Linked DNA regions of Mus musculus: region 1 is linked to region 2. Evidence: chromatin loops called from intact Hi-C (ENCODE). Cell type or tissue: gastrocnemius. All regions are shown on one strand. Links, peaks and the distances in the headings refer to the core of each region. The heading gives the core; the rest is flanking DNA. Region 1 overlaps Sytl2 (synaptotagmin-like 2). Region 2 holds the start of Eed (embryonic ectoderm development).

Evidence for each region. Hi-C counts contacts between places; a loop is a spot of excess contacts. Peaks named below come from ENCODE experiments on the same cell type or tissue, not always from the same donor. Only the 100,000 strongest peaks of a DNase experiment are listed, where the experiment ranks them.
Region 1: a loop joins it to region 2, with 2.5 times the contacts of the local background. A loop is called at or near these places in 9 of 42 quality-filtered maps.

Annotation. Positions count from the first base shown.
Region 1 is chr7:90,393,755-90,409,037 of GRCm38, reverse strand. Sytl2 (synaptotagmin-like 2) reads right to left here. Exons shown (of 20, transcript NM_001368878.1): 13 at 13,756-13,875; 14 at 12,395-12,564; 15 at 9,752-9,854; 16 at 7,470-7,640; 17 at 5,929-6,007; 18 at 2,028-2,127; 19 at 477-682. Among named protein-coding and RNA genes, the nearest start is that of Ccdc89, 25 kb to the left of the region's middle. In gastrocnemius, for the core only: a CTCF peak has its summit at 7,679 (motif pointing left); no DNase peak of the experiment used is centred there; H3K4me3 peaks cover 661 bases.
Region 2 is chr7:89,971,712-89,986,994 of GRCm38, reverse strand. Eed (embryonic ectoderm development) reads left to right here and starts at 6,019. Exons shown (of 12, transcript NM_021876.3): 1 at 6,019-6,583; 2 at 9,946-10,098; 3 at 14,672-14,764. The coding sequence starts at 6,470. RefSeq lists cis regulatory regions at 5,542-5,549, 5,745-5,752, an enhancer at 5,724-5,760 and a promoter at 4,421-6,183. In gastrocnemius, for the core only: a CTCF peak has its summit at 5,626; DNase peaks (open chromatin) are centred at 5,748, 5,999, 6,351 and 7,037; H3K4me3 peaks cover 2,962 bases; H3K27ac peaks cover 2,815 bases.

The DNA of each region.
Region 1 (15,283 bases), core at 5,605-10,604, 420 kb before region 2:
TTTGTACAATTACTAACTGCCTTCTGGAACCGTGAAACAAAAGTCATAGAGGAAATAAAACAGCTAACCCACTGATGAAATGATAGTCTCTGTGATTGGTCAGAGCAGACTTATTTATTCACCTATCTCCTTAAATGTCGGCATCACCTGTCTTCTTGGGCATACCTGATGTCATTGTTTAACTTTCTCAATTAGTACAATCAAAGAAATGCATGTTCATTGGCTTGGATATGCTACATAATACTCACCAGGTAAGGATATTTGATCACAAAGTCAGAACTCTCAAGCTCTGATTTTGGAACCTGCCAACAGTACCTTAGGTTCTGAAAGGACGGACTCTGGACTCTTCAGACCCTCTTATCCAAGAACCCTTGGACCCCTGATGACCTTTCACTCAATGGTTTTATTACAATTACAACTTTAGCATTTTCTGGAGAGTTAGGCTCATAGAGAATTAAACCTGTAACAAAAGTTACCTGTTCCAAAGCCGATCCGGAGACCTCCCAGAAACTGGTTGGTTAGTTTATAATGGTCCCAGACTGTGAGTTCTACACAGGCTTCCATCAGATCTTCAGGCCTGAACCCATCATACACCATGGTATGGTTGAAGACGGGGTTGGTGGTTTTCCCTACAGCTCTTGTCTTCTGGCGACTTTTTCTACTGGTATCTGGAAGGATGGTACTATAAAAAGAGAAAGTGATGTGACGGCATCTTAGTTAAGAAAGGGAACATGTATGCTGTCAGTGCCCCTCAGCACAGCTATCAGACAGGCAATGGAAGAAGAGAGCACAAAAGCCAAGTGTGTGGCTCACATCTACAATTCCAGCATCCATCTGGCTGAGGTAGGAAGATTGAAGTGAGATAGCTGTTAGTGGAATGCTTTGACAGAGCATGAGGACCTGAGTTCTAGCACCAGAATCTATACCAAAAGCTGAGCAGGGTAGTATGAACGTTTAATCCCAGTGCTGGGAATTAAATAAAAACAGAACAATTCCTGAGTCTCTGTAGCCATGCAGAATGGCCTAATTGGTAAGAGCCAGGCCAGTGGGAGACACAGTCTCAAAAAAGTGGATTCCATTCCTGAGAACAACACACACACACACACACACACACACACACACCAGAGAGAGAGAGAGAGAGAGAGAGAGAGAGAGAGAGAGAGAGAGACACAGAGAGAGAGAGAGAGACAGAGACAGAGAGACAGAGAGACAGAGAGACAGAGACAGAGAGAACCAAAACAAAACCCTGGCAAGCAGAACATAGGAAACAGGAGAAATCCTCCCTTGTTCCCTAAGAAGCCAAACAGAAAGACATCCAGCAATAACATTTTGTTAGGCTATTGTGCTGGCTAGTCTTATGTCAACTTGACACAAACTAGAGTCATCTGAAAGGAGGGACCCTTAATTGAGAAACTAGCTCCATAAGATCCAGCTGTAAGTCGTTTTCTTAGTTAGTGATTGATGAGAGAGGGCCCTGCCCATTGTAGATGGGGCCATCAGAGGTCTGTGGTCCTGGGTTGTATAAGAAAGTAGACTGAGCAAGCCATGGGGAGCAAGTCAGTAAGCAGCACCGCTCTGTGGCTTCTGCATCAGCTCCTGACTCTAGATTCCTGCCCTACTTGAGTTCCTGTCCTGACTTTCTGTGATGAACAGTGATGGGAATGTGTAAGGCAAACAAACCTTTTCTCTCCAACTTGATTTTTGGTCATGGTGTTTTGTTACAGCAACAGAAACCCAAAGTAATACAGCTATTTTGTAGTAAGAATTGTCCTCAGCAACAGAGGTATCCCAGAAGACTTTATGTGTGAGTTTCAAATATCTAGCTTCATTTGTAGACACAATCTCTTAGGTTTGATTTTAAAACCAAATAAAACTTTAGGAGCTGATGCCATAGATGCTTATAGTTTGATGTGTCTAATAATCTGTAAGTGATGGGTGTTGACATCACTGACACAGAGAATTGACACCAGCCAGCAAAGACAAGGCTACAGGAGAGCTAAGGAAAGTGGAGTCATGAATGTTCTTACCATTTAACAAAAGAATTTAGGTGGCTGCCCCTCAACAGTGGGAGGTCAAGGCATTCCTTCACCCAGATGTGGACTTCTCCAGTTGTAGGAAGCTTTTTGCCTGTAGTTAAACAAGGAAAGCAAAATGTGCTGTCATTTCTTTTTGGAAAGATGTAACCTTGCATATGGGATAGTACAAGGAAACAAGCTAAGGCTCAATGGCATTAAGCTGGTTCAGCTGATGGACATTCAGCTGTGTGCTTCTTAGTCTGAAGGTCCTGACGTCAGCTAGCAAAGAACTCAAGAAGGTGGGCTCCAGAAAATCGAATAACCCCATTAAAAAAATGGGATTCAGAGCTGAACAAAGAATTCTCACCTGAGGAATACCGAATGGCAGAGAAGCACCTGAAAAAATGTTCAACATCCTTAATCATCAGGGAAATGCAAATCAAAACAACCCTGAGATTCCACCTCACACCAGTCAGAATGGCTAAGATCAAAAATTCAGGTGACAGCAGATGCTGGCGAGGATGTGGAGAAAGAGGAACACTCCTCCATTGCTGGTGGGATTGCAAGCTTGTACAACCACTCTGGAAATCAGTCTGGCGGTTCCTCAGAAAATTGGACATAGTACTACTGGAGGATCCCGCAATACCTCTCCTGGGCATATATCCAGAAGATGTCCCAACTGGTAAGAAGGACACATGCTCCACTATGTTCATAGCAGCCTTATTTATAATAGCCAGAAGATGGAAAGAACCCAGATGCCCCTCAACAGAGGAATGGATACAGAAAATGTGGTACATCTACACAATGGAATACTACTCAGCTATTAAAAAGAATGAATTTATGAAATTCCTAGGCAAATAGATGGACCTGGAGGGCATCATCCTGAGTGAGGTAACCCAATCACAAAGGAACTCACACAATATGTACTCACTGATAAGTGGATATTAGCCCAGAAACTTAGGATACACAAGATATAAGGTACAATTTGCTAAACGCATGAAACTCAAAAAGAACGAAGACCAAAGTGTGGACACTTTGCCCCTTCCTAGGAATGGGAACAAAACACCCATGGAAGGAGTGAGTTACAGAGACAAAATTTGGAGCTGTGACGAAAGGATGAACCATCTAGTGATTGCCATATCCAGGGATCTATCCCATAATCAGCTTCCAAATGCTGACACCATTGCATACACTAGCAAGATTTTGCTGTAAGGACCCAGATATAGCTGTCTCTTGTGAGACTATGCCGGGGCCTAACAAAAACAGAAGTGGATGCTCATAGTCAGCTATTGGGTGGGTCACAGGGCCCCCAATGGAAGAGCTAGAGAAAGTACCCAAGGAGCTAAAGGGAACTGCAACCCTATATGTGGAACAACAATATGAACTAACCAGTACCCCGGAGCTCTTGTCTCTAGCTGCATATGTATCAAAAGATGGCCTAGTCAGCCATCACTGGAAAGAGAGGCCCTTTGGACTTGCAAACTTTATATGCCCCAGTACAGGGGAACGCCAGGGCCAAAAAGGGGGAGTGGGTGGGTAGGGGGTTGGGGGGGTGGGTATGGGGGACTTTTGGTATAGCATTGGAAATGTAAACGAGGAAAATACCTAAAAAAAAAAAAAGACAAGTGAAAAAAAATTAGGAGCGATTACCAACAGCTAGGTGCTCTGAGAGAGAGGGTTGCTTTTTTTTTAAGGATGCGCCTCTGGTCTGCTATAGGTGAGGTTGGGGATAGGGGAGGACACAAAATTGTCTTGGTGAGTAAAGGTAACTCTGGTGGAGTTGGGAGGGAGGCAAATATAATCTGAATGCACTGCATAAAATTCAAAGAACTAATAAAAATGAGAAAAACAATGCTGGACAGTGGCAACATTCATAATGCTTCCAAGAACAGGGCATTAGTCTTTCTGGGGTTTCACTTGGTTCAGCAATGTAAGACATCAGGGGTATGGATCATCTGTTTACAACTATATTCAAAACGTACCAAGACAATGCACAACCCCTTCAAATACCATTGCCAGTGTGAACTGGTAAACTGGAAGACATTTTAAAGGCAGATTTGAGTGTAAAGTAACCAAAACTGGATGCTGGCTTTTTTTTCAATAGCCCCTTCTCCAACATGTTAAATATTCTTACATATATAATAAGGTTATTGAATATATAAATATAATTGTTAGTATCATAGATAATTACTAAGAAGTTGGCTTAGTCTGAAGTTGCTGCTAGACTGCTTGCATATAAACAGAGGAACACTATTAGATTTTTCTGGGTGGTTTAGTCTAGTCAACTAAACCATACTCATTATTCTACAGCTACATCTATGAAGTACTCGTGTGTGTGTGTGTGTGTGTGTGTGTGTGCGTGCAGATACACACATACATATACATACAATAAATATGATAAATAATTTATACCCCTTGGAAATTTATGTGGCTTAGCAGGAGAAATCAATTTAAACAAAATTAATGCAAATAAAAGGACAAAAATGAAATGTGGTATGAAATGTCAAGCTATTATTGCAATGCTTTACAATGTTGTCCTTAATGAGAACTAGCTGAGTCAGGACAGGCGGTGTGGAGCTGAGACTCTGCCTGAGACTTAGGTAGGTCGAGGAAGGGGAGGAAAACGTAGAGAGAAGACCTACAGAGTAAAATGCAGACAAGGGGAAGAACATTGCAACACGTAATTCCCTCAGCCCTCACCACCAAGTCAGTGAGGAAAATTAGAAATGGCCCTTCTGTAGAGATTGACCTCAAGCGACAGGTTACAAAGTCATATGCAAAAAAGACCCAGCAGTTATAGACTAATGGTTGGGCCTCAATGTAACTTAAAAATATATTTTGCCCTTCCTCTTCCTCCTCTTCTTTTTCCTTCTTCTTCTCCTCCGTGTCTTCTTCTTTTCATCTTCTTCCTCCTCTTCTCTTCTTCTTCCTCCTCTTCTTTTTTCTTTTAAGTGTAAAATGTCCTTCTTTTTCTTTTCTTCTTTCTTTTCATCTTCTTCCTCCTCTTCCTCCTTTCTTCTTTAAGTGTAGCACATCCTTTTCTATCTCAGCCTGTGCCTGCACCAGCCATTGTTCCTTTCCTCAGCAGCTTTATGTATGGCTTAGTTATTGAACACATGAATTACACAGCTCCAGACTTAACTACATTTCTACAGCTTTAAGGACAATCTACCTGGGAAATTAGTTGTTGGCAGGATCTGGCATTCATTTCCTGCCAGTTTTTTGAACTTGTTGAACCGGCTGAAGACCTAAGGCCCCAGTGCCCAGGCTGTAATCGGTAATCAAGACAGAAGGCTTTATCTCCTAATGAGACTAAGAAGAGAAGATCAATGTGCTCCAATTTCCTAGGCACTTTCTATGAACCCTTTGAGCTCACATTTGGGAAAGGAATCCTTGAGTTTCTCCCCTATCACAGCTCTGTCAATAGGCCTGGACGCTCACTACAGCAAAGCCTGTTCGCATGGTACAAACACCAAGATTTTCAGGAACCAAGGAGAAATCAAAACAAGGACTTTGTACAGGGCTGGAAAAGACAGAACAAAGAATTTCCTCATAGAAGTGGGAAATAAATTGGTATTTCCTACACTCTGGAAGATGGCAAAGGGGAGCTGCTGTTTAAAGGGTATAATGCTGTTTAACGGGGCGATGGCAAAGCTGTGGCAATCTGCTCCACAGCAAGCTCCTGTCACTGAGCTAAATGGTGAAGACGATAAGGGTTATGTATTTCGTACCGTAAGAGAAATAATGAGATTTTTCTCGTTTACAACTTTGAGTTGATTCCTTTGGTCTATATAATTATTAACTTAATATGTGTGCTCAGCGATCCATTTTTGAAAACAGAACAGAACCCAAGTTATCTGGAGAGCAAGAGGTAAGCAGAGGGTTTGGATGTGAAGACAAAGTCATTGCATACCAGGGCTTGGTTCCGGAACATACTGGAGAGCTAGTTTCATTTCACCTCTGTTTTCTGTCTCGAGGGCAACTGGTGCTGTCTGAAAACAAACAAACAAACAAACAAACAAAAACAAACAAACAAAAACAAAAAACCAAAGGAATGTTAGCAGCTGTAAAGAACAGATGTTTTTCTATCCTGTTAGTGAACACTGAGTCACAGGGCCATATCTGTCCCATTTCTGAGACTATGGATCACTTGTTTGCTCTAAATTTAGTTTTCCCTCTGCATCCAAGCTACATAATTATTTTTATAACTAAGAAAAAATGTTGCCGTTGGGCAGTAAAACCATGCCAGGAAGCTTGGTAAGGCAGAGCAGGTTGAGACCCAGAGACTCGGTGGGCACACACCTGAGACTCAGGTGGCCCTGCCAGATCCCTGGCCTGGAACATGTGCCACACTCCTCACACAAGGAAATGTGACCTGAAGTCACACAGGCCCAGAACAGAGTTCTCCATGCTACTGAGCTACCTAGAGTCCCAGAGGTCTTAGCCAATAAGCTTTCCTTCCTAGACATTCCTCCCTGCAAAAGGTATTTAACCTCAGGTCCACCCTGAGAAATGGGTACGGTATAGTTATGCATCCATTTTCCACCATGAGCAGCTAATAAATTGATATGGTTAAACAAAGACTGTCGCTTTCATCAAGACCTGCCATGAGGAACCTGGGGACAGCCTTTGTCCACGGACCTGCAGCACAACTCTCCCACCGAAGGCCCATCTATATTTCCAGATTAACTCTGCCAAGCTAAGGACAATCACCCCGGGACAAGTCAGAGCTTCCCCTTCCGTTAGCCCCGGGCTAGACACTGTTCCCAGCCTGTGGGACCCCGACTCTGATCTTGGCTCTTCTGAGACTCCCAGCAGTGCCTGGATGTCCAAGAGCCAGAGAACCCCCGTCTTGGCCCCAGCTTTATCACAGGCCCAGGGACCCCCAAGCCAGCTGTAGCTTTCCCACATCTCAGACTTTGCTTCCCCACCCCTGAGCGGTGTCTCAGAGCATCCCTGAAGCCCAGCAAGCACAGTCAAACTCCACGAGTTCCACCTCCCAAGCGGCCCGGCCGTCCCCTGAGGAGTAAGCCCATAATGATAGCAATTGGGGGCTAAACTGTGAAGACCATGAGTCTGAGGCTACCTTAGGCTAATGGGCAAGTTTCAAATAAGCATGGGCTATGTAACAAGACCCTGTAACTAAACAAAACAAGGCACAGTCTTCTCAAGGGACAATCTCACCATATGCTAGGCTCAAAGTCTATCTCAGATTTCAAAGGATTGGAACATTTAAATGACCTTCTTGAAGACTGAAGTCAGACATTTGCATGGAATGATGTAAGGTTCTTCACATAATTTTTAAACCTCTTTCTTTACCAAATGCACAACGTAAGTTCTATCTTAGCTTCAAATGGTCCCACTTTCCACACCGGCACTGCAAAGTAAGTGCTACCGGGCTCTTCCCTGTACACCAGATCGCTCCCCCACACAAAGAAGGGAATCTGAACCCACCTTCCTCTTCAGTGGGTACCACTTCAGCTGTTTGTTCTGTTTGCTGTCCCAATCCCACGTTTCCAGGTCGAGCTCCACCTCCCCCAGAAAGCTGTTGCGCTTAAATGTATCCCGATGCCAAACGGACAGGTTCAACTTCTGCGTCTTTAAGAATTGCCTTTCAATTTTATACTGCAGTGAAGAGAAGAAAATGAAAACGATGACTAGCGCCACCTTATGCCAAAGTTATGACACCGAGATGAAAGCTCATCTGTGTGGACCCAAAGTGCCTCATCTGTTTGGTTTCCGGTCTCAAAAGGCTGGCCTGGCCAAGGCATCTTACTCCATGGGTCTAATTTCAGAGAGCTAAAGCCCAATCTTTCACGAACTCGGATGCTTTCCCCTCTGCTGGAAAAGGCAAACCGTGGCTCAAATATCATAGCTGGAAAGAGCTTTCTAAAAACAAACGTCAGCTATTCAACCGTTGTTGGATGCTTTTACATGAGATAGAGCTTTTTGTTTGTTTGTTTGTTTGTTTTTGTTTTTTTGTTTTTGTTTGTTTTTTTGTTTTTTGAGACAGGATTTCTCTGTGTAATCCTGGCTGTCCTGGAACTCACTCTGTAGACCAGGCTGGCCTCGAACTCAGAAATCTGCCTGCCTCTGCCTCCCAAGTGCTGGGATTAAAGGCATATACCACCACCAATCAGGTTCCATCTAAAAATACAATTCAAATCATTCTAGTTCTGTTTTTTTCACCTAAGGACAAGGTCTTTTTTTTTTTTTTTTTTCTGTTTCTGTTTCTTTTCTTTATTTTATTTTATTTTATTTTATTTTATTTTATTTTATTTTATTTTATTTTTGAGAGAAGGTCTCATTTAAGGCCCCCTGCACAAACTTGCTATGGAGCTGAGGATAACACCACATTTCCCTTACCCCCTCTCCATGTTCTCAGATTATAGGTGTGCACTACCAGGCCCAGCTAGACTTCATTATTTAAAACAGCTTTGGGTTCACAGAAACTTAAACATGAGGTACAGCCCCCATATACCCTCTGCCCTGAAAACAGACCTCTCACATTATCAGATCAAAAATAATAACAACAACAACAACAACAACAACAATAATAATAATAATAATAATAATAATAATAATAATAATAATAAAGTAAATTTGATTTTTCCAGCTTCACATGGTTAGGTAGAAAAGATTTGGTGTCCTAACAGTTTCTCATCTCAAACTAAGTCACTCCTTGATTATATATAATCATGGAAGGAATAATAGTACTTCCAATCTAAAAATAATCTCCATTTGGCTTTGTGACATATTACTTGAAGGTCCATTTTGGCTATATCGGACCTACCATTCCCTGAATTTACTATTTAAATTAGCTGGCTTTTTCTGAGTATAGGGTTGAAGCAGCTGACCCAGAAATAGCTAGGGTCCTGGGATATGTCACAGTCAAACGGTAATTACAAACTTGCTGCATGAATCCACAGATGGCTACCTCAGCCACGGACGACTGGCACCATCACTTAACTGCTTCTTCCCTTTGTCCTGGAGGATTATCAAATACTTGTAGTTTTCCAAAACAGAGAATGAACAACACCTCTTATTTAACTGATTTGTCAATAGTAACAGATGTCACATGACATCCCATGTTGGGAGACAAAGAACGTATGTGAGCAAGGCAACTTTCCGCTTACAGCCCACCTGTCCATCTTTCCAATAAACATTCCTGTGCTGCTCCCTACACTAAACACTGCGCTGTGGGTCAGTATGTGTTAAATGTCTAATGTGGGGCATTAACTCATTAATGTCTAGTCTGCGGTTTGTAAAAGGGGTATATATGGAAATTACCATTTGCCTCATTTCTGAGATCTGAGGCGCCAGAGTGTTATACAGTCTATACGAACCATAGAATTCGTCCTTACCCTTATGGAAGTTAACCCTTACTGTCAAGGTTAACGGACTAAATGTTGACACAGGCCATCATAAGACTAGGGAGTCAGTTGTCATTAGAGGAATTATGGTTGCTGTGGTAGAAGTATTTAAGAGTAGCTTAAGGTACAGTTAAGAAAGGATTAGGAAGAAGACCATTCCAGCCTGAAGGAACAGAAAATGTGAGAATGTGAAGAAGAAGAACTTCTGCTGAATTTTAGAAAGGAACACACTGTGACTGGAAAAAAGAAAATGGCGGTTGAGGCTGGGGTGCTGACATTTTCAGTACTGACACCATCCAAGCAGACGTGACTATTTCCCCAGGTCATCACAAAGCTTTGTCTGTGGACAGAATTTAGAAATACCCGCAATATCTCGTTGTATACAGGATTCAAGGTCTTCTTCACTACGAGTGTCTTCTTCTTGCCCATTTTGCCTTTGTCTGGTAGCAGATAGGTCTTTACATACCTAAAAGAGAAACATGGAGAGATGTGAAAGTCAGAGAAGACAAAAGTGATATGTTCACATCTACCTTTTATAACACATAGAAAATTAGGAGCAGAAATTATCCTGTGGTGTCAATAAAAACAGTAAAAAAGAAATGTTTCTGTCCACACCTTTATATTTTTAAATGTTTAAGTGGATTAAGAGATCTTAGTAGAATGAATGATTTAATGAAGCCACCCCCTAGAAGCCACAAGTTATTAAGTGAAAAAAAAAATCTTACTGCCAGATGTGGATTATCTAAATTGTTGGTCAGAGGGGTCTCAGAGCTGCACCTCTGAATAACATGGGCTGCTGACATTGGTCTTGGTTGGCCACTAGAGCTATGTACTAAGACCTAACTGCCTAAATACACCACCCACGTTGGTGGCAGGGCAGAGAGGAACAAAGCTGAAACTGACCTGGAAATTTACTTCACTGGCTAGCTTTCACAGTATTGCAAGGTGCTCCATATAAGCTACCAGGAGAGAAAAGTAATCAGCGAGCTTACCCGTGTACCCTGCATGCTATAATACTGACAAGCCAGACAAGCTCACTAATGCAGCAGTAACATAGATGTCATAGGGTAACCAACCACTTTCTGATTGGAGTTGAGGTCTGTTTCATAGGTCATAACTCATACCTGGGTAAACTTGCTCAAAATTTTATGGTGGTATTCCTGGGGGTACCTACCACTGTTATTTTGCTAAATGAACATATTATCAAACTGCCTTCTAAATGTTTGTGTTTATAGCCATACATCAGTGCTTCCCTTAGCCTTGGTCAGAGGAGCTTCCTTTCGCAGTGGGACGTTTTTTAGTGCAGAGATTCATAACTGGTCAAAATGCTGAGAACAAGACCTTTGCGTGTCTATCCCTAAATGGGTCACCTCTATCAATCTCCTTAACCCCCAAGTTCAGGCAACACTGGAGGAAGAGGGGCAGAAAGAATATAAGAGATGGAGGATGAAGAAGAGTGCTGCTAAGCACTTTTCTGGACATGACACGGGATAACCCTCATGAGCTCACGGCAGCTGTGGGTACCTATACAAGATGGAAAACATCAACATTCCAGGAGGCGTATGGGAAGGAAACATGAGGCCCTACCCCTAGTTGAGGAGCTATTGGCAATTAATGGTTGATGGGGAAGGAGGAGTTATTTTTCTTCAAGGGTGCAGCCATGATAAAATTACCAATATTCAACTACCCATGATGCAATAACCAAGCCATATTTAAAATCTCATGAGCAACCCTAATTAAGCTCGTGTTTTGTTTTGTTTTGTTTTGTTTTGTTTTGTTTTGTTTTTATAGAAATACTTGTGATTGGGAAGATAACTCATTGGGATAAAGAAAGGTTCCATAGGAATGAAAAAGGGACAAGAGACAGGGATGGGGGAGGAGAGAATAAGATCGAAATGTACTATATATACACATGTATGAAATTGTCAAAGGATAAATAAAAATTATTTTTAGAAAGAAGAAATGGGGTTGGAGAAATGGCTCAGTGGTTCAGAGTGCTTTCACTGTCTCAGAGGATCTGGGCTGGTTCCCAGTACCAACATGCAGCTCACAACCATGTTCAACTTGAGTTATAGTGGCTCTGTTTTTTCTCCTGATTTCTGTTGGCACCAGGCTCTCATTTGGTTCAGACACATACAATGCAAGCAAAGCACTCATAAATTAAAAGTAAAATTACATGTCTAAAAATATAAAAAGGGAATGTTTCAGCATTTGATGTATATAAGCACCTTTTAACTTTTAGGGGGTTATATTTAGAATGGATATGATTGTCTACTCTACTCTGTAATAAAACAGTGCATTGCTCTTTGAAATCAAATAAGAACAAAAGCCAACCGGGAATAACCCAGAGAAACGGTCACAAATCAGACTTCTTCAAAGGCCAACCTTCAAACAAACTGAAATGTACTCACTCACGTGATTTAAAAGATGAATTAGCAGCTCTTCCTAACGTTCCCATGCCAGACTTAACTGAATTTATTATTCATTTGTTTTGAGACACCAGAAGCTTACTTCTAACTTACCATCCTCCAGCTGGGGTTACAGATGTGTGTCACTACACTTGGCTGTGTAGGGCATAATTTAAATATGGGAACTACTTTATTATTAAGTCTTAAGTGTTTTCACAACAATGAACATTATGAAGTCTGTCCCTTAGGTCTCTAATTTTAGAAAAAGTTTGAAAGTCTGCCAGGAGGAGCAGGGGTCTGATTTTATTCTGGATTTTGCTGCCTCTGAATCCATCTTTATGGTGTACTTGTCTCTAATCTTTGTCTCAAGCAATGCCTCCAAAGTCCCCAAACTGAAGTATTTAGCGCTTCTCTGTATCTTTTTTATAATCGAATGTTTGGCATATGGGTTTATAAAAAGTAACCAACTTTTCAAAGACCCCTGTAAACACAAGCACACACAGACCCTGTCATTGATGGCTTTGATTTCTTGAATCCCTACCAGATTGACTGAAGACTAAGAAAAAAAATGGGCGAGTCTTCCCAGGTCTGTACTTACGGATCTGAGCGCTGTTTCTTAACATCTGCTGCTGCTAAATCCTTACACTGGGCCACAAACACATGCAGCTCTTTCAGGGACTCCACGTAGTCGAGTGCAAACTGCACGCTTCCTTTCACTTCTAGGTTGCCAAAGTCTCCACTGTAAACGCTCATCACACTGCCACTCGCCTGGGTGCATCAGAAATAGGCAGTGTTTATGTCGCATTCCTGACACCCCAGTGCAAGTGGCTCGCACACAGTCTCTGCTTGGCATTATGCTTCCAGCTTGCATGTAAAACCAGCTAATTTGATATGGCAGAAGGCAATACCAACACAGGTGATCTGACATGATACAGATGCCTGGGCTTTAACTGTTGCTAAGTGACAGATAATAGTGCAACACAAAGTTATTTAGGTGCGAGTTCATCTCAAAACGGTGGTTTTACACTAGGTGGCATTCTCTGTTAGCCATGCTTAGTGTTTAAAATGCCAAAGGAAAAAGGATGCGAGAAACTCCAGGCACAAATCACAGTGACACATCGCTTAAAATTCCATGACACTACAAAGGAATTTTACCCTGTTCCTTATCCTCTGAATCTAGAGAAATGCTTGCTGAGCCTTGCGCTTTCAGAGTTCAGGAAGGGTAGACTATCTATGATTGATGAAGGGAACTTAGAGCCTTCCCAAGGCATACATAGATTATCAGGGAGGTGGAAATCAATTTAAATAGATTTTTTAAAAGGGCTTCAGAAATACAAGGCTAGTAAGAATTTAAGCATGGCGCCATTTGTCTAGTATACCTAGTGAGCTGTATGAATGTGTATGGATAGTAGAAAACTATTTAAAGAAATGCATGCCAATGGCATTTCACATGTGTATTTCTATATGGACACCACATGAGCTGCCTTAATTTATGGGAGAAGTTCCGTATAATCACATTCACTTTACTTTGGGAGCTTTCCATTTAAAAGCTTGTTCTGGATCCTCCCAGAAGGCAATGGAATGCCATCCCATTCCTCACAAGACTTGATCTAAAGACAGGTACAACTGTGTGTCGACAAGTTGTATATAAAGTCATGTCCGAGATAAGCAGGTTCTGTAATAGCTACTCTTGTTTGTTAAAAAAAAAAAAAAAAAAGAATGGTTCATATTGTTGCCATTTTTAAAGCACATCAAAAACTTTTTTTTAAATTATAATGTACATTAAACCCTTCATTCTATGAGAATTGGAATATATAGCTAGCTGGAAGGTAATTAGAAATTAAAGAAAAACGACATTTTAGAGCTAAGACAAAAGGCTACTTTCCAGTGAGCAAGGGCATAGAAGAGCAAAGTTTAGAGCAGCAGAGAGAGATTAAGATGGAGCCTTTGTTTACATACAGAGGACAAGGACGTCATGCCAGAGGAGCTGCTAAGATTGGTTAATGAGCTGGGGCTCTTCTTGTATCTCCTGAGCTGGTAGCTGCTCTCTGATGCTGTGTCTGTTTCTCTGTCATCGCTCTACAAGACATCACATCACATATGCAGTGTTTATATTTGGAATGAGTCAAGGTCAGAATATTTTAAGTTTGGAATGAGTCAACGTCAGAATCTATGTCCAGGCGAGGATGGTATCTTATTACACACTGGTCTGTGACATTTCCCAAAGGCAATGGATGCTAGGGGCTAATTGCTGGGGATTCTGGATGGAGTGGTGGTCTGCAGTGAACTTCACCTAAGAGAGCAGTGTGCTAAGAGGATGGCAAAGTGATCTTTTACCACTGTGTGACCCCCAGGACCTATGGAAAACAGCGCCACTGTGAGCTTTCTTGTAGCTCTTTCAATATATTTACATTCCCTAGAGAAGGTATATATATATATATATATATATATATATATATATATATATATATATATATATATGTGCATATGATATATATTATATATATCATAAAACATCTATGAAATCCAAAGTATAAAATACCATGCTTAAGTCTTTTCATTCTTAATATTTTAGCTTTAGCTTTCTTAAAAATCAAAATCTTTTGCCAAAGATACCATTAAACTAGGAATAATAAGAGCTAATCTGACGAGTTTCAATTCCATTTTATATTTTTAAGTGTAAAGCCCCACTTATGTAACCTATAGTGTTGTTGTATTCATCCATTTGTTGCTGAAGTCTTTTAAATTATTCATTCACTAACTTTCAACATATGGCTTTAAAACTTAAAAAGCATAGGATACTAATTTTAAATACATCCCAAGGAACATCTACTCAGAACAAGGAGGGAAAACAGCAGTGAGGAATTCAATTGCATTTATAGTTAAAGCTTGTGGAAAGTTGTCTTATAAGGTTCATCATCCATAACAATTTTACTTGGGGAATGCAGGGCTTATGGAGCTGCACAATGGCTCCAGGGCTGTGGAAGAGTAGTTAGTTCATGCCAGCATATTCCAGGATCATGCGATTACACACCAACATCATAGATGTCAATTATAATGCAGATTAATGAAGGAGTTAAAGAAAAAAAATTAATGACTTACATGGAAGAGAAAAGAATCTTGTTTCAAGGACTTTTTTTTTAAATCCATACCTTTTAAATATCTCTGATGTTACGTTCCCTTCCCACACACTAAACAATCCATTCCCCTCTCAGAACACATTATATCTTCTACTGGTATACTAGATCATTAATAAGTTATGGGGAAGGGCCTGGTGCAGCATTTTTCACATAGCTAGCACTCAGGGGCAGCTGATAGAGGGGCAAGGGCTGATTTCACCAGTGCATCCTCTGCAGGTCAAGCCTCCGCGCTCAGAAAGGTAAAGTGATACCATTTCATTCCGACACCTCTGATGCACAAAGCCAAATGTCCCATTAAGGGCTGAGCCAGCAGGTTAAAACTGAAGGAGACACTTAACAAATATATA
Region 2 (15,283 bases), core at 3,511-8,510:
AAATACTTAGCACATTTTTGCACACTGGAAGTAGGAACACAGAGAAACTATTGCTACTAAGATAAATTACACAAAAAAGAAAAAATAAGTCTTAGATCAAGAAAGGGCATTGTGGTTGGTTTGAATAAGAATGGCTACTGTAGGGCTGGAGAGATGGCTCAGTGGTTACGAACACTGACTGCTCTTCCAGAGGTCCTGAGTTCAAATCCCAGGAACCACATGGTGGCTCACAACCATCTGTAATGAGATCTGATGAACTCTTCTGGAGTGTCTGAAGACCACTGCAGTGTACTTACATGTAATAAATAAATCTTTTTTTAAAAAAATAAAGAATGGCTACTGTAGGTTCACATAATTAAATGTATGGTTGGTTCCCCAGTTAGCAGAAGGATTAGGGAAAGATTAGGTGTGTCACTGAGAGTGGGCTCTGAGTTTTCAAAAGACTCACTCTGTTTCCAGTGTTTTCTCTCTGTCATGTAGTTTTACATCAAGGCATGAGCTTTCAGCTCTTCCTTTGCTCTGCCATCATGGTCTCTAACTTTGAAGCCACAGGTAAATCAAAACTTCCTTTTGTAAATTGCCTCAGTCATGGTGTTCTATCACAGCAAGAGAAAAGTAACTAAGACAGGCATACTTGTTCTGATTGAAAAGATGATGAAAGTCTTCACAATAAAGAGAAAATGTAAACATTCTACGATGGAAGAGGAAGGCTTTTCAGGAGGTGGGAACACTGTTGTGTAGAGGTGAGGCCACCACCGTGCCTCCTGTGTGGTAGAGCTCGAATGGCGCATCCTCTATGAAGGCTGAGGAGATAAGAACAACAGGGCGGGGGTTATCTTAGCTCACGGAAGTTAACTGATGTCCCATGTATTTGTTCTAATCTTTATTCTCAAACAGTTTTTTGTTTTTGTTTTTTGATATAGTCTCTTTATGCAGCCTTAGGTATCCTGGAACTTGACATATGGACTAAGCTGGTTTCAAGCTCACAGAGATCTGCTGGATTCTGTCTCCAGAGTCCTGGTACTTAAAAGGTACAACAGCATGCCTGACCCTCACTTTTAGTAAAATCACAGTGAATATTTTTTTTTGCAATTTGTCTAATCTGAACAAGAACTGAAAAGCCTCACCTGTCCTCTTTGCGATCCCTTAGATCACCGGATAAAACCAAATTTCAGCCAGTTTTAAGTCAAAGACTTAATAGGAGACTATCCAAAGTATGAAATCGTCCCTAGAGACAAGAGAAGAAACAAAGCAATAGAGTAAGGAAGATATAAGCCCTCCTTTTCATAGCTGTACGGATAGTTTAAGACTTGGGGAGTGCCCTAGTTATTTTCTATTGCTAGAATACTAACCTATGACTAAAAGCACCATGAGGAGGAAAGGGTTAATTAGTTTAAATGTTACAGTCCGTCATTAGGGGATGCCAAGGTTGAACCCAAGCAAGGTCTGTGAAAGAAAGTTTCTTACTAACTTGCTCAGCTTGCTTGGTTATACACCCCAGGGCCATCTGCCCAGGGATAGCACCACCCACAACAGGCTGGGCCTTCCCACATCATTCGTTAATTTTAAAAATGCCCTACTGGCATGCCTATAGGCCATTCTGGTGGGGGCATTTTCTCAACTGAGATTCTCAGTCTAAGATATCTCAGTTGACCAAAAACGAAAACAAAACAAAACAAAATCAAAGGGAAAAACAAAGCAACAAAGACTACATTGTGTCAGCAGAGAGCCTTTCAGCAGTAACTGCAGATTTTGGATTTTTCAGTTTCCATAATTGTATGATTCAATTCTTTAAAAACTATGTATGCATACGTGTGAATACACATATAATTCATACATGTCTTATGTGTCTGTATACATAAATACATAGTACATATGTCCATGTATAAATGCTAGTCTTCTTCTATGGGGACACTAATATACATCTCTGTTGTTTGGCATAAGATACGGATAAATGAGGGGAAGAAACCTTACCTCTACTATTTTCCCTGATGTGGTCAGTCGTGTTGTCATTTAGTGTGGACCCTCAAGTTCATGAACTTTGGAGCATTTTACCCAGCATGCTCTCTCTTGCACTTTTAATTTGTGCATTTGGAGGAGCACACTGTATTTCTCACTCACACTTTGAAACAGTCCCTGGATAGAGTGTAGTCTCTCCTCCCTAGCCCCTCTTCTCTTCCAGGTTTCCAAAATGCCTTTCCAGGCTAGAACCCAGGTTGTGGTCTGCTGGCCTGACACAATAGAGGAGGGGGGAGGGAGAGGGAAGAGGGAGGAGGAGGGAGGAGGAGGGGGTAGGAGGGAGGAGGAGGGGGTAGGAGGGAGGAGGAGGGAGGAAGAGGGGGGAGGGAGTGGGGAGGGAGGAGGGAGGAGACTCAGGAAACTCAGGAAACTTGTACAAATGTACAAGGTTCTTCTCTGCCTTAGAGAAACAGTAAACCACTACTGGAGAAGAGGGGAGTCATGGCTTGAGGGACCTCAGATTGTTTTGCAAAATCTATGTAATTTAATCTATGTAATTACCCTTTCACTCCAAAAACTTCCCTGGTGCCTGCCTACTCCAACAAAGACAGCAGTATCTGATCCAGTAGGACAAATCAGACATAATAGAACGACATGGACTCAGGTGGAAAAAGGAGAACCAAGCTTTACAAAGAAATGGAATCCCAGGTGTGCACTGGTTGGGCCAGTGTAAAGTTCCAGCTAACGGCGGTCGCCACCTGTTAGCTGCTGACTGTTAGGGAACAGTGGTCTTCTCATGGCCGATTAACAAACTTTGCAGTAGTGTAAAGATTCAAAGTCTTTTTTTTTTTTAATATTTTAGTTTTTAGAGTTTCTCTGTATAGAACTCACTCTATAGACCAGACTGGCCTTGAACGCACAGTTCACCTCCAGGAAAGATCAAAGGCTTAAAACAATAATATCAAAATTCTTGCACATCCAACATCAAGTCCTAAACACTTTTTTTAGAACCTGGCATTTATTTGAAATATTCTAGGTCCTAAGATAAAGACCTTTGTTTAATTTAGTAGTAATTGTAGTCTTCAAGAAATTAAGCACACATAGACCAGAAAGGACTTTCTCTCAAAAAAGCAATGTATTTAACTTCTTAAAATCAACATTAGGCATAGAGGTGGTTTTATTTTTCAGTGAATAAAAGAGAACTTGGCTATCTAAAGCAAATTATTATAAGTGCTTTTGAAGTTAAGACAACTTTTTCTCTTATCTAATACATGCTTATTACCAGAAAGACAGAGAAGCCGAAAGACAGCCAGCCATGATGGGCATATGGCTCTGTGATGCAGCACCTGCCTGGTGTGTGTAAGAGACTCTGGGTAAGATCTCCAGCCAGGGAGGAGTGGATGAGAAGAGAAGATGAACATATTGGTAGCTTAGTGGGGAGCCATATGGTACTGAGAAAGGGGCAGGCCCCAGAATTAAGCTGTGTGGATTCAGGCCTTGCCATTCCACACGCTAAAGCAGCTTGATGTCTTAGCTTCAGCTTTCTTATCTATAAGTGAAATGATAGTATAAAAAATGAAAGATTAAATTAGATAAATTGTGTAACGGACCTTCAGTGAATGTGACCTCTGGACTCAACTTTCTGGGCCCTTTTAGTCCTAGCATCTTCAAACAGGGATTGTGCTGGTTTTGATACAGTTGAAAGGAACACCTTCCATCTCAAAGTCACCGTGGACAAAAATGTGTTTTCCTTCTTCTTCTTCTTCTTCTTCTTCTTCTTCTTCTTCTTCTTCTTCTTCTTCTTTTTTTCTTACTGCATAGGAGGAGATTTCTGATAAAATCTTATTCATAGAGTTCACCCTGGTGATGTGGGCACAGGTGAGCTGGTGGGCTGATCAACTCAGCTACCTCCCAGGCCCAGATCCAGGACTTTGAATTGGCCCACCCCAATGTCTAGCCCAACTATGATTGGCTGGAATGCATGAAAGGGCTGGTCCTACAGATCCAAAGCTGAGGATCTCCAAGGCAACAACAGGATATCAGAGAGGAGCATCCAGTATTGATAGTGTAGCAGAAGCCAGAAGACTTCTCATTGCAACGGACACCTGCAAGATGTGTGGACAAGGGTATACTGTGTGACACCCTGTGACACACTACAGCTTCCACGATGAGAGGTGTTTTGGGTTTTTTTTTTTATTCTATCTTATTTTCTTTTGGGGAGGAGGTTGCAAGGGTGGAGGGCAGATACAAAGATGAATGGGACTGGAGTGCATGGTGTAAAATTCACAAAGAATCAATAAAAAGTTGATTTAAAATCTTAATCATAAAATTAATAATTGTAAAGCAAAGTAAACCTTTGTTTCAAATTTCAAAGTTTTATCTCCCAGCAACTTTTCCAGAAAAGATAAACATTTAAACTTTTTCACCTAAATTGTCTCATTTAGCTTACATAAACTTCCTCTGAAAGACTAAGACACTGGAGGGCGAAAGGAAAATACTTTTTATTATTAAGTGGGTGCCCAGCAAATGTCTTGTCTGTTTCTACCTCTTCATTTCACAAATGACAAATGACAATATAGAAACAATTCTGTCCTATAATTTCTACCTCTTCATTTCACAAATGACAAATGACAATATAGAAACAATTCTGTCCTATAATTGAGGAGAGGAAGTTCTTCATTCAGACATTCCCATGGCTTAACAATACACCCACCAAATCCACAAGGCTCACAAATTTATTATTTGTCTGTCAAGATTGTACCTGAGGGGACAAGTGAGCTGGCTCAGTGGTTAAGGCTGGCTACAGGCTGGCTACAGGCTGGCTACAGACTGGCTACAGGCTGGCTCGCAAACGTTAGTGACTCCAGTCCCAGGGATCCAACATCCTCTGACTTTGTGTACCAGTACAGACATGTGGGGCACAGACATACACACACTCATACACACATTTTTTTTAATCTAAAAATGAAAAATTAAAGAGTTTTTAATGATACGGGCAAATTTAGTTACCTTTCCCTATATTAAAAAATTGCCTTTTACCTAAGTCTCACAAACTCATGCAGTTGCTCACAGTGACTTATAGGTCTTGTCAGTTTCCTAGAGCCTCAGCTTTCAACAGCTAAAACGAACACTTAAGACTATGAATTATGACAATTCAGAACCATGTAATTTTTATTTATTTATTTTTGGAAAGAGGGTCTATAACGAAGCCCAGGCTGTCCTGGAACTCCTCGTGTAGACCAAACCAGTGTGTAGCTCTAACACACTGCAATCGACCTGCCTCTGACACCCTAGTGCTGGAATAAAAGGCATGCCCCCATACTCTGTCCGATCCATACAATTAAAAAAATTTTTTTTCAAACAGGTTTTTAGTAAATAGCCTTGATTGGCTCGGAACTTGCTATGTCGACCAGGATGATCTAAAGATTGAGGCGAGCAGGCAGTACTTCCGTTGTTGCCCTTCCGATGTTGGATTACTAGAATGTATCATGCATCACAAGGTATTTTTACTTAAGTCTAAATATGTAATTTAAAATACAGGCTTACTTAAGCCAATAGTGGCACCAACCGGTTGAATATAACCAATCATTGTAATAAGTATTTATTAGATAAAATATCTGCCCAGAACGGAGGCGTGTCCGTAGGCACTGATTTGGTACCGTTTTGAAATCCTCCCCGAAGCTTCAGAAACCGGTGGAAAGACTACCTGGTTCAGCAGACAGAACCGAGGGGAGGAGGGGCCAGGAGGCGGCCTGTCGTCTCCGTAACCCAGCGCGAGAATACGCCTCAGCGCATGCGCACCTGCAGGTGGGACCCGTCCATGTGCCCGATGGGGGAGGCGAGCAGGGAACAGCCTATAGATTTTGAATCTCTCCCTTCAAAAAAAGAATCTAGGCTGTGAGAAGTTCCGTAAACACTAACTCGAAGTTGTTCTCCCGAGCTCCGCATCAGGGACCGTAGACACAGACCCCCTAAAACAAGAGGTGACTTCTCTTTCCTCCCCCCTCCCTCGGGAGCAGTGGTGGGCCGATCCAGGCCACAGACTTTCGTTCGTTTGCAGCGGGTCGGAGATCGAAGGATTGAGCCAATTGCGGATGAAACGTCTTGGCCAGGAAGGGGGTGAGGGAGCAGCCCTTTGAGTTCCGCCTCGTCTCTAGGCGCTGGTGGGGAAGGGGGACGTAGGAAACCCCTGCCCTCTGAGCCAGCAGATCCGACGCCTCGGTGCAAAGTGTCGAGAGGGCGGCGGGAAAACCGCCCGCCCGGACCAAGGGACGGGAAGCAGCCGGGAAGCCGTGCGGGAGGGCGCGCGCGTGCGCGCCCCTTTTTCAGCAGTGTGGCGGGGTCGCACGCACGCCCGCCTCGGCGGCTGGGCGCGATTTGCGACAGTGGGGGGGGCGGCGGCGGTGGCGGCGCCGGCAGCTTTGCGGCAGGCTCGGGCCGGGCGTGCTTGACGGCGGTGTGGCGGAGGCCCCGCCCGAGGCGGCAAGAACCTGGAGGGAGGCGGAGGAACATGTCCGAGAGGGAAGTGTCGACTGCGCCGGCGGGAACAGACATGCCCGCGGCCAAGAAGCAGAAGTTGAGCAGCGACGAGAACAGCAACCCGGACCTCTCGGGAGACGAAAATGTGAGTGCAGCCCCGCCTGTCCCGGGACTGTGGAGTAGAAGTTTCAGGTTCTTTGGTAACTGCGGTCGGGGCCGGCGGGCGGGCGGCCGTGGGGGGAGGGAAAGGTGTCACCCGCGCTCAGGAGAACGCAGGCGTGCGGGGAAGTCCGGTTTGGCTGGGGCTTTCGAGCTGGGACTGCGGCAGATAGCAAGCAGAAAGTTGTCGAGGAGCGGATTAAAGGTCCCAAAGGGTCTGCGAGGTCCGCTCAGATCGTCCCTGCGTGGGAGACGGAGTTTGTGCCTTTGGGGGCTTGACGCTGATTGCGAATCTGAGATTGTACTTACTGGTTTAAAAGGCATGCTCGAGGTAAGAGGTTCAGTTTTCCCCAGGAAAGTTGGTACGAAGGGTCCTCGTAAGGATCCGAGGGGCTGTGTCACTGTAGAGCACTACGGGATCTTCAGGATGGAAAGTATAGATCTCTGGCTTGGGTTTACGTGACCGTGCGGTTATGTATGCCCCTTTCCATGGAAGTGCGGTGTGCCTTCGTGTCGACTTTTTTGTGGAAGGAGTAGAATCGAGAAGATCGTAGAGGGGGAGCCACCTTTGATTAAGGCAAAGGAGGGAACAGTTTGAAAGTTTTTGCTTAATGTAAAGGGATTGGAAGATTTCAGGCCACCGTGGTAAATTCTGTACTTGAGCCAAGTGTGAAGATTAAGGGAAGTCGGTGCTTAGAGAAATGCCGCCCCGTAAAAAAAAAAAAAAAAAAAAAAAAAAAAAAAAAATACTATGCAAGCGTTGTAAAGAGTACTAGACACGTGTTCTAATAATTAGATACTTATATTCTGATAGGGTAGCGTAGAGGCTTTGGCCTTTCGTATAATGATTACTTAGACTTTAATGAAAATGTCAAATTTATAATGAGGAAATTGTCAGGGAAAAAATTTAAGTGAAAGCTCATTTTATCTTTCCAAACTCCTAAGGTACATTTTTTGATGCTTTCTAAATTTATCCATAGTTGAATGATTGAGTTAGCTTTTGCTTCGGTCCCTTCAAAGAGGGACAAGACTTAACGTTTTGGTATGTGTGTTTTTGACACATTATTGAACCCTTTGGGGTCCTCTCAGAAAAAGGGATTTTTTGTTTGTTTGTTTGAGTTAGAATCTCCCTGTTCAACATAGACTCTCCCCATGCTGCCCTCACACCTGTTACCTTCCGTGCTTTAACCCTCTCAGTACCTAGAAGACATTTATGCACCACCATATCCTGCAGAATACTGTGGATGTATAGATGAAGCACATAAGATTACAAACCAGACCAAGTATAAAACTTTAAAATATATTTAATTTTCTTAAAGGGACAGAGGCATAAAAGCTCATTTGTAAAGCACATGCCTGACATCATTGGAGGGACAGGTTCTTTCCTCACCAAAGGGTGTGTGTGTGTGTGTGTGTGTGTGTGTGTGTGTTGGGGGGGGGGTGTTGTATTTTATTTTTTAAGTTTTGCAACAGGATCTCACTTTGTACTCTTTGTTGGCCTGGAATCCAGAGATCAGCATGTCCTGCCCACTAAGTGTTGTAGCAAAGGTTCGAGGCACAACACCTGGTTTCCCATCTAGAAGGAGTAATGGAACCATTGAGGGAGGTGATAGGGCTGATTTTTACCACCTGCACCAATTGTAATATGAGATGGGATTTTTAACTGGAAAATCCAAAATCGGAACTTTTTGCATAGAAGAACAATCGACAGGTGAGGAGAAACAGATAATCTGTGGTTTTCCTTTTTTTTAAATCGGGATCTTGTACTTCCCGTGCTGGCTAAGGTCTGCCTTTGCCTCCTGGGAATCAGATGCCTGGATGAAAATGATTTCAATTTAAGAGGCCAGTTTAGATTGTAACAATTAAAACTTCCACTAAAAGCTAATTGTACATTTACATCAAATTGCAATTCAATCACTTGTAGGTCACCTGCTTTATGTCAAGTACTTCATTCCTTGGTTCTTGGTTGGTTTTTTAAAAAGACATTTATTTTAGACCAATGTGAAGTTTGAAAAATCTTAAGAACTAATGTTTTTAAATGAATTAGTGGTTTTTAAATACCTTTTGACACTTCTATTTATTTTGTACCTTTTGTAATGTAATACAAAACCAACTTTAGGGAGCAGTAACTTAGACCACAAAAGCCGTGGGCTTCACTCTAACGACTGTTGGATACACTCAGACAAAATGGTTCGTCTGGAATGGATTTAGGGACTACTACTACCTAGTGATATATGGAAGTATCAGGGTGATACTTGGAAATTTTTGTATTCCAAAGAAGACTTAAGTATGGGTTCTGAACTGAAGATAAGAAGTCAGAAGACTTCTCAGTATTTCCTGCAGCTATATCTGTTTGGGCAGATTATTATAGTGTACAGAGTTCAGATCTCTGCACAGAGTAGAAATACATTTCATGGTAGGATTCAGACTATGAGGTGAATTGCATTTACATATAGTGTAGACCACGGAGAGCTTATTTAAAATGCTAAATGGTTTATGTTATAAATAAGTAGTCTTTGCATAACAGATGCTTTTCAAAACTACACCTAATATAGGAAGTAATAACACTCTCGCCCCAAATGGCCAACCTGAGTAGCAGTCAAATAAATTATGAAGATGTGTAGTAGGTCAGTCAGATTTATTGAATTATGTTAGTGAAATATTGAATCTTAGCAACTGTTTACCAGCAGGAGAGCAGTTAGTTTCCCCAGCATTTTCTTGTGGACAAGTGGCATTCCTACAGAGCTGTGTAGGAGTGAGTGAGGCTTTGTATTGGTGTCCCTGGTGTAGACCAGTGTCTTATTTAAAGCCCAGATTTGCCTATATCTTCCACTTCTCTGCAGTCTAAGTTTTCCACTAGTATTCTAATGTATAACTGGATTTTATGTCCCCACCTGCAGCCAGGAGTACAAGTCTCACTTTTTGCACACTTTTAATTAAGTCATCTTTTTAAAGATTTATTTATTTTATGTATATGAGTACACTGTAGCTGTACAGGTGGTTGTGAGCCTTCATATGTTGTTGGGAATTGAATTTTTTTGTAGGACCTCTGCTCCCTCCAGTCAACCCTGATTGCTCAATCTCTGCTCAATCCGGTCCAAAGATTTATTTATTATAAATAAGTACACTGTAGCTGTCTTCAGACACACCAGAAGAGGGTGTCATCTCATTAAGGATGGTTGTGAGCCACGATGTAGTTTTGGGATTTGAACTCAGGACCTTCAGAAGAACAATCAGTGCTCTTACTCGCGGAGCAATCTCAGCCATCTTTTTAATAGTGAAGTCCCTTGCTTTTAAATACTGTGTACATCTGTTTGATGAAGCTCCTAATTTATTTACTGCTCACAGGACGATGCTGTCAGTATTGAGAGTGGCACAAACACAGAACGCCCGGACACGCCCACAAATACGCCAAATGCACCAGGAAGGAAAAGCTGGGGAAAGGGAAAATGGAAGTCAAAGAAATGCAAATATTCTTTCAAATGTGTGAACAGCCTCAAGGTATGTGCTGGAAGCTCTAGACTTCAGACTTCTCTCAGGGCATATGGGATACCCTTAGGTCTAAACTATTTTAAAACTACTGTTTTAAAGGGGTTTCTGTTTGTTTAAGTTGACTATTCTAATCTGTCACACAGTTAATCAAGTGAGCTTTGTTTATCCTTGTTCTTTACTTTGAATGTATAATAGTGAGTATTGTAGGCTGTTCTTGACTTATTTGTTGATCCAAATAAAGGACTTTAAGAAATGTTACTCTTTATATTTCAGTAAACTATAACCAAAGCCACTTCTGACATCAGTTACTAAAAAAGAACTGAGTGTGATCTGTTAACTGGTCCCTAGCAAATGCCAACACATCTTAATTTTTAGTTTTAAAGATATTCTAAACTTTTGCTTATAATTACCTTTTAACAAAACAATGTGACATTTTTTAAACTTCTGGGTTTTGGGTCCATCCACATGGCTCAGTGGATAAGGGTGTTTTTGCTGCCAAGTCTGACAACCTAACTTTAATCCTTGGAACCCAGATGGTGGGTGGTTCAAGAGAATTGATTCCTGAAGTCATTCTCTGATTGCCACGTGCCTGGTAAGCCGGCCTTTACACACACACACACACAATTTTTTAATTTATTTGTATTTTATGGACATTGCTATTTTGCCTGCACACATATGTCTGTGTGAGGGGGTTCCTGCAGGTAGGTGTTAGATTGGGAAGCAAGCTGCACAAAGAGATGAGAGTGAACATTTGGTACAAACTGACTTGGTTATCTTGGATCGGGGAAACCTAACACCAGGTGGTTTTATTGTAGGCATATCAAACAGAATTTGGAAGAGGGTCTCCAGGTAGCAATAATTCCCATACTCATTTCAGTTCCAGGCACACAGTAAAGGTTAAGGTATGGCTACGTAGAAACTCTTTCACAAAGTATATGTGACCTTGGGGGTGGGTTCTACAGCTAAAAGTCCTAGAATCTAGTGTGGTCTCTGACAGCATAGATGTTAGCAGGCCTTAAAGTACATGTGACATCCACGAGGGATGGGTGAATGTTAAGGGAGGAAAGAGCCTAATCACAGTAGGGAGCTAGGGTGAGGTCTGTCCCTACTGAGTACAGTATAACAGGAAGGTCACCAGGTCTTTAACAACCCCCACTTCTCAGCTTTCTGGGTGGAATGCAGGTATTTGATTTTATCTCCTCCATTGGAGAGACACACCTGCATAATTAACATTCTGTGTCCTCTATTGTGTGGTTGCTGGGAATTGAACCCAGGTCCTCTGGAAGAGCAGACTTTGCTCTTAACTACTGAGCCATCTTTCCTTCCCCAAATCAATGTGTTTTCTGTTTTTTTGAGACAGGGTTTTTCTGTGTAGCACTGTTGATACAAACCAGACTTGAACATACAGAGATCTCCCTGCCTCTGCCTCCTGGGTGCTGGGATTAAAAGGCAGGGGATGGTTTTGGTTTTTGTTTTGTTTTTTTTTAAGATGGGGGTGGGCTGGTTTTGTTTTGTTTTTTTAAGATGGGGGTCTCCCTAACAGACCACTATAGGTAAGGACTTTTTATTTTAAATGGTTTATATATACATTTACTGTTTTTCTAAATTTTATGGGCATTTTTCCCTTGAAAATATATGTATATTTATATATTATGTTTATTATATGTTTATAATATATATTCTCTCCTACAGATGTAAGTTTAACTTTGTGCGAGAAAAACATTGAGTGGGAATGAATATTTAGAATATACAAATAATTTAAAAAATTACCCTCTCCAAAAAAAAAAACTCCGTCCAAATCTAGTCAATAAACAGGCAATAAAATGAATACACATTTCAAAAGATAAAGTAGGACCATCCAGATGACTCAGTGGGTAAAGGCCCTGGCCACATAAGCTTGGACACCTAACATCATCCCCCTAACCCACATTAAAAAAACAGCGTCATGGGCTGGAGAGATGGCTCAGTGGTTAAGAGCACTGACTGCTCTTCCGAAGGTCCTGAGTTCAAATCCCAGCAACTACATGGTGGCTCACAAGCATCCGTAATGAGATCTAATGCCCTCTTTTGGAGTGTCTGAAGACAGCTACAGTGCATTTACACGTAATAAATAAATAAATCTTAAATAACTTTATGTTATCCTCTGACCTCTGGAGTCTATTTTCCCTCCCCCTTCACCCACACACATGCACAATAATAATGAATTTTTATAAAAACCACGAGTACTGTTGGTGAATAGATAGATGAAAATGTTCACCATCTTTAGCAACCAAGGATATGGGAATCAAAATAATACAGATTCTGCCTCTCCCCTGTCAGAGTAGTTATTGTTTTTCACTGCAGTGAGGACAGCTGTATACTCCTGGTGGGGATGTAAAATAGTACAGCCACACTGGACGTCAGTGTATGGAGTCTTAGAAACTACAAGTAAAGCTACCATATGATCTTGCCACTCTATGTCTACATATCATAGAGAAACCTCTTTCCACATTTGTCATAAATATTCACAATAATCAAGTACCACGTCAGGTCAGCTTGGGTGCCCATCAACAGCTGAGTGAAGAAATGTAGATACAGAGAGACATGTGATTCAGCCATGCAGGATGTAGCTTTAGAAGGGAAGAAGGGAACCAAGGACAATAAAGGGTAATACCTAACTAAATTCAGTTAAAAGTTCATGATATACAGAAAAAAAAAGTCATAAAGCTCACTGCTTCTACTACAAATATGTACTAAAGTACCTTAAAAATGAAATTGGAAACCTTTTCTCAATATAATTTTAGGTAAACTCTTAGCAAAGCATAAGAAACTGGCCTTTTCTGGTCTGGAGCAAACTTTTAGTGCTCACCATGGTTAACTGTGCCCTGTAAGAGGTGTAAACGAAGTTCCATTATAGTTTGTTGATATAAAAACTTACTTATATTAACTTAGCAGTTTTATATACTGTCTCTAGAGGATGTTTTTATTGATGTATGTAATTGTGTGTGTGGGCGTGTCTTCCATAGGGGTATGTGCATGCGATGGAGGAGGGTTGGGTTCCCCTGGGACTGTGCCAGGCTGTTGTGAGTCCCCCTTGCCCCCAATAAACACAGGGTGCCAGAGCTGGAGTAGGGTCCTGAGTTACCTCTTACTATAAAAGACACTTTTAAGTGTCTTTTAAATAGTTCCAAAGTCTGAAGCCCTGGATTTTCAAGAGATAAGAAAATAAAAGCTAGAAGACATTAAAAGTAGAAGCAAGAACTTTAAAGTGAATTTAGAAGTCAGTGTTGAATACCAGGAGATTGCAATAAAGCCCTAAATCTGAACTGCAACTTAGAAAACTGCTGGCGACTGCGTAGTCTAAGCTCTGCTTGGAGAGCGAGCACTAAAGACAGAAATCTCACAGGTTGTTCTCCCCGTGTGTATCTGAAGGCATAATAGTTCATTCCCTCTGAGACTCCACTGTTAGTCTTGAGGGGTTGATACTTTCCTCTAGTAATCCAAGTCCAAGGTTATAAAGATATAATTCAAGATAATTTAAATTTGTTTGACTAGGACTGACTAAGAAAAGCAGTGGCGGGGCTGGTGAGATGGCTCAGTGGGTAAGAGCACTGACTGCTCTTTCGAAGGTCCTGAGTTCAGATCCCAGCAACCACATGGTGGCTCACAACCACCCATAATGAGATCTGACGCCCTCTTCTGGTACATCTGAAGATAGCTACAGTATACTTATGTATAATAATAAATAAATCTTTTAAAAAAAAAAAAAAGAAAGAAAAGCAGTGGCAAGAATGAGGTGTGATGTGCTCTATTTCCAAGGGAAAACCAAACACAATCCAAAGCCATTTGTTGGTTTGTTAGATGAGAGAAATAACCATGTCCTCTGAGCTCAAGAATTTACAATACATCTACCAAAAGTTCCCAATTGATCATGATTCAGGAAATGAAGGTTGGGTTTAAGAAAGCAGGCAGATACCAGAGTGTTTTCAGGATACATAGCTGTTTGAGTCTTCATTAGAAAACATTCTCATATTTTAAGATCTGGAAGCTTGGGTGGTGTTATAGTTTTAATGTCAGAAGTCAGTGTGTGCATGATATATGTCTTAGTGTTCTATTGTTATGAAGAGACACCATGACCATAGCACCTCTTGTAAAAGAACGCATTTAGTTGGGACGTGCTGACATTTTCTGAGGTTTAGTTATTATATCATGGCTGGAAGCAAAGTGGCATGTAGGCAGACTTGATGCTGGAGAGGTGGCTGAGAGTTCTTCCTTTGGATCTACGGGCAGGAGGAAGAGAGAGACACTGGGCCTGGTGTGAGCTTTGGAAACCTCAAGGCTACCCTAGCTAAACACTGCCAAAAACAAGGCGGCAGCACCTACCCCAACAAGGCCACACCTCCTCATCCTTTCAAATAGTGCCACTTCCTAAGCATTCAATTCTATGAGCCTATGTGGGCCATTCTTAGCCAAACCACCCAAGTATATAAGGTAGTGAATGAGCTGAATTTGGGGGAGAGAAGGAAGGGTAAGAGTTAGTTTGCTAATGGTTTTTGTTTTTAAAAATAAGTTAAATTTTTCTTTCATGGTTTATATTTTATAGGAAGATCATAACCAGCCATTGTTTGGAGTTCAGTTTAACTGGCACAGTAAAGAAGGAGACCCTCTGGTGTTTGCAACTGTGGGAAGCAACAGAGTGAGTGTCGGGTGGGGGCAGGTTGGCAATACTGATTGTTACAACTAGAGTGCTAAAATGGAATGATTTTAAAATCAATTCTGGATACTGGGTTAACAGTATGACTCTTTGTGTAAGAAACTCATAAGAAATCGTACATATGTACAGGGTATCAGGTGATGTTTCAGAACATGTATAATGTTGACTTTATGTGAGGTTCTTTATTTTTAAAGTTTTAGACTTTAATTCTCTTTGAAAAAGTTGTGATTGCATGGATGAAGTGTATATTTAAATGTTTGGAAATAGAAATTGTTATTACTAGGCTATTAAATATAGTCTAGCATTACATAAAATGTGTGAGGATTTATAAGGCTTTGGTAAGTTTAAATTAGTTTCTGTAATGTCCTTAAGTTAGAATTGCAACTAGAATTTTTTTTTTTCTTTTGGTTTTTCAAGACAGGGTTTCTCTGGCTATCCTGGAACTCACTTTGTAGACCAGGCTGTCCTGGAACTCAGAAATCCACCTGCCTCTGCCTCCCA